Regions from separate parts of the Homo sapiens genome. Here region 1 is linked to region 2. Evidence: chromatin loops called from intact Hi-C (ENCODE). Cell type or tissue: B cell. All regions are shown on one strand.

Region 1 (2,500 bases), 1.4 Mb after region 2:
TATCACCTCAATAAGAATTTTTTCTGACTACTCTGTGTAAAACTGCAACTCCTTTCTTTCCTACTTTATTTTTTTCTTACACCATTAATTCTCATTTAGCATATGACATGCACTGATAGTTTATTCTTCCTCTGCTCCCCACACTAGAATGTGAGCTCCATGAGGGGAAAGGTTTTTGTCTGTTTTGTTCACTGCTATGTCGCCAATGATCGGTACACAGTAAATATTCAGCAAACATTTGTTGACTGAGTCAAGAGACACAAAATGTAAGGGAAAACTTCACACTCTAAGAAGTACAGAAAATAAAGCAATCTGAAAGAGACATTAAGGAATGTCAAATGTTTTAAAAGATGATGAAGAGATTAGATTTCATAAGGTAAAAATGTTAGAGTTTACACATAACAAAATAACTTTTATATTTACAATAGCACCAATACAATTTCTAAATATGAAGATATAATCTTTGAAATTATAATACCTAATGCATATAGTTCTTATATATGCATAAATATAATAATCTTTGAAATAATAATACCTAATGCATATAGTTCTTATTAATTCCTGGCAACTTCTGAAGCATTTTAAAAGCATTTTGTAAAAAAAAAAACTAATTTAATTTGAGGAAGATGGGAAAACGAAGACATAGGGGTGAAGTGAAGGATAGCCCCAAACTATTCATCCATTAAGTGATGAAGACAGGATTCAGACTCATGCAGTCTCCTGACCTGTATGCTGTTCTCTCTAGCTACTTTTATTTCTCCACTGTGCTATGCTCCTCCTTGAGACTTATTTTTTTTTGTCTACAACATAGAGGTATGAGGTTAGGCTACACAATGTGCTACATTTTGTAAAGCAAAACAGTGCATGGTCTGTCAGTGGCTGCACTGCCAAATCCCATGGAATGTCATCTGTGTAGTTTGAAAACTAAAACACCAAAAGAATAGATTAGTATTTGACCTGGAGAATCCCAAAGACTATTTGGCGAAAACCCATAAAGCATCATTAACTGCAGAAAAAGTGCATTCCCCTTAAGACAGGCAATATAAAACAGCACCCAAGAGTGCAGTTAATTGGAGAGCTTAGGTGAAATCTGACGTTCTCAGCTGAGCCAGAGAGCTTCTGGGATGCGATGGGTTGAGTCCGCCCCCATGTGGTCTTAAGGTGCAACTACAGAAGTAAGCCAACTCCCAGAGTTGCTAGGAGAGCTTGGCTGTTTTCATGTTTCTTTCCAACCACTATGTCTCCAGATCTAAGGCCATCGATGAGAGTGATCACGCCAGTAAACTTCTAGAGAATATTCATTGTCTAAACTGACTGTATGATAAGGTGTGAATTCCTGAGAAAGCACAGCATTCCTAGCTGTTCATAATCTGGGCCAGCTTAACTTCCCATCCTTGGCTCCATCTAAGGGCATCTTTATTTCCTCCATGAGGGAGGCACACTCATTGCTCTGTGCTTCTGCATGTATAATCTTGTGGGCTGGAATGCCCTATGCATCCCTTTCTACTGGAAGAAGTATCCATAATATTTGAAAACTTAGCTTAAAAATTATCTGTAACCCTTGTGTCTCTGCCACTAAGAGCCTGAGTCATTTTGGGAAGAATGCAATGGTTCTTTCGGTTTTGCATCTCCCAGACCCCTAAGATTAGGTGGATTTGCATTTGCACCAGGGGTTGCACAGGATTCTCTGTCAGGATGAAAATGGAGAATCTTCATTTTTCTAGTGAAAGTTGGTGCCCACTAGAAAGTTGGTGCCCTTTGCTTTAACATAGTCTTAATTGCATTTTATTTCAAGAGGTTTAAATAATCAAAACCACCTAATCTGGCACCCTTATTTCCCACCTTGACTATTCTTAAGTGGTCTCCTTGCATCCATTCTTTTCTCCCTCAATTATTCTCTAAACAGTTATGAGAATGGTATGTCCAAAAACTCACAGTAAGAGACTGTTTTATATGAAATCCCCTGATGGCTGTCCATCACTTGCCAGAGTGGCCTTCAGATGTTTTGAGTATGCACATCTATTAGTAAAATACTTTGCAGCATGCACCAACAACATAAACTTATTTAGGCATTTATAAATCATATAACTGTACTACTATGGTCATAAATTATTTATGTTATAAAACATACAAAAATAAAAATTAAAAATTAAGATAGAAAAATATTAATACTCATATTGTTATTAGATTGGTGCAAAAGGTTTTGCCATAATGGCAAAAACCACAATTACTTTTGCACCAACCTAATATTAACAGTATACACTACCTTATTGCACTAATAATCATATTTTTGATGACAGCAATGCAATTGGATGCATTTGATTATTTTTGAAAACCTCAGTTAAACCCTGTGTTGTTCTACCTTCAGTTTATTTGGGTATTTCATTTAAAGGACTGCTGTAGCAATATTATCATTATCAAAATTTTTTTTCAGCATCCTGATGGAGAATGTAGTGCAACCCTTGGTGCAAATGCAAACCCATTTTGGAAAATACTGACT
Region 2 (2,500 bases):
AAATACACTGAGGCTGTTATAAGATGTAAAGGGACCAAAACAGATATAAAAATGATCATTATTTTAGAAGCAATACTGCAGAAAACCAAAATTGTTTCCAGCAGGCAAATATAAGATGGAAAGTTCCCTTTCAGAAATGAATGTACCTCCACTTTGGGAGAGGGAAACCTTACTGTCTATGAGAGCTTTGCCAAGTTACTTAACTCCTCCATCCCTCAGGTTTACCTATACCTCACAGGGTTGTTATGAAGATCAAAAGAATAAATACATGTAATACACTCAGGACAGTGCCCAGCACATTAAAAATGTTATTGATTATTATACACTACAATCATCATTGTCATCATCTACCAGAAACTAGTTCATTTCAGTCTCACATACCTCCACAGGTTCATCATTTTCCAATATTGCTGATGGCATCACTTCTTAAAGCTCATTTTATTTTGTAACCCACTTATTCTCTAAACAACATTTTTCCAGGAAATAATTTAAAATTGCTCTTTTCCAACTAAATGCAACATAATCTTGAGATAATTTCAGCTAAGCCATTCTCAGCATTTGCCAATCCCTCACACCAAGAGAAAACTTATCAAAAATACTTCATGTGCTCCAACATAAAAATGAAAGACATATGTTGGTCATTTAATCTTAATTTTTTGCTCAATTTTCTGCATCTTTTGATTGCCAGCAGGTCATTTCACCAATCAATATAATAAATTAAGTTTTAATAAATTTTCATGTTACTTTTTTCCCTCTATCTTAGGTAAAGTTTTATCATAAGACTCAACAGCTGAAATCATAGCAATGAAAAATCAGATGAATACACACAAGCCTGTCTCATTTTTCTGGGTGATAAAATTAAGTTCCAAATAATGTATGCATTATGAAAGTTACTTTACAACATACCTATTAAATAAGATGGTCTCCTTACTTACTGATTCTTTTCTTTCTTAAAAGAATCATTAAGCAAAGAACCTAAAACAGTAACCCAAATAAAACGCAAAGATACTTTGCTGTGATGAAAGCTCAGAATACTAACCTGAAAAATAAGAACTAAGGGTCTTCCTACTAACTAGGTATAGGTTATTAGATAAATCACTTTACATCTTTAGACTCTGGTTTTCTTATCTGTAAAATGAGAAGGTAGATTAAATTAGCTCCAATTTTCTTTCCTGCTCTAAAAGTCTATGATTCTACAAGGTACTATTTTAAATAAAGTTTAGAATTTGAAATTTTCTCATTTCTGTGATGAAAAATAGATTTTGCTTATTACCTAATGCCCTCACTAGATGGTGCTATTGGCACAGTTATCTCAGGTTACTTGAGGAAACTAGCAGGCCACGTTTCCCAAAAGGGCCACTTAACAGGCTTTGGGGATTACTCCCAGTGAGTGCTTTCCAGGCCACTATAGGATATTTATTATCCCCTTTTCCCTCACATTAAACATCAATAATTCCCCCCACTTCCCCAATAACTATGACAATCAAAAACAATCATACACCATGTCATCCTAGAAGGCTAGCCCAGTTCAGAACCACTAAAAGAATATCAGTTTTCTTTTCCAAACTTAAGAAACTGTTACGAAAAAATTAAAACTGATAGTTTAGTTGCTTGTGAAATTTTTAAAAAGTCATTTCTATAATGACTGCAAAGTGTCAAAAGCTCTTTACAGTGACAAATGAATATTCATACCCCAAAAGATCAAATACTTAACAGGACCTCTTTTGTCAGCTGAAGACTGAACAGCTTGTTATTCTATGCTTAATTTACATGTTGGTCTTACCAGTGATTATTAATTCTATATTAATCATTCTGATAATTTATATAACGACAAATGCCTTCCAAATGAAAAATTAAAAGAACTCCTATAAAAACATAAATTTGCACAATAAAATCACTCATAGCCAGTAGCAGAGGAGCAGCAGAGAACCCTAGGGAAAGTGGGCTGCCTACTTTGAAAGAGGCTTCATGAGTAACATCGTTTTTGTGAATTTTGCACGTTGAAACCTCATAAATCCAATGGGACTGCATATGACCAATAGAACCATCTCTCAGAAATAGTTCCCAGTAACCAAGCTCACAAGATTGACATAAAATCAGAATGCCAACTTCTTAATTTACAGAGATAACTACAGCTGCCCAAACCAGCAAGAGCACATGCATCTATGTCCTTGGGTCAGGACTTTCTCTCCCTTTTAGGCATGCTACAGAGGAAGCCAGGCTGTAATCAGAAGGTTGCCTAGGAAGGAGAGAATTAGGAAAAGGAGGATTATGTTGACATGATTTGAATGCTACAATGGCAAGAAGTCAAGGGAGTCTGATGCATCAAGGTCCAAAAAAAGGATACAAGCCACAAATAAGAATCAAGTCCAGGATACCCAAAATAACTCTTTGATGGAAGTACTATCATGATTCTCACTAGTCAGACTACAAAACAGATTTGAAGAGGTTAAGTGATTTGCTACAGTCATGTGGAGGAGACAAGAGCTCAAACACACAT

What was found. Peaks named below come from ENCODE experiments on the same cell type or tissue, not always from the same donor. Only the 100,000 strongest peaks of a DNase experiment are listed, where the experiment ranks them.
Region 1: it touches region 2 in a loop (13-fold over the local background); 10 of 110 quality-filtered maps call a loop at or near these places.

What each region holds. Positions count from the first base shown.
Region 1 is chr1:59,946,368-59,948,867 of GRCh38, forward strand. It overlaps a transcript of CYP2J2 not described here. Among named protein-coding and RNA genes, the nearest start is that of CYP2J2, 21 kb to the left of the region's middle. In B cell, CTCF peaks have their summits at 1,141 (motif pointing left) and 1,341; a DNase peak (open chromatin) is centred at 1,144; H3K27me3 peaks cover 513 bases.
Region 2 is chr1:58,514,705-58,517,204 of GRCh38, forward strand. The region is part of intron 7 of OMA1 (OMA1 zinc metallopeptidase); the gene reads right to left. It also overlaps a transcript of DAB1 not described here. Among named protein-coding and RNA genes, the nearest start is that of OMA1, 31 kb to the right of the region's middle. In B cell, a CTCF peak has its summit at 1,285 (motif pointing right); a DNase peak (open chromatin) is centred at 1,317; H3K27ac peaks cover 801 bases.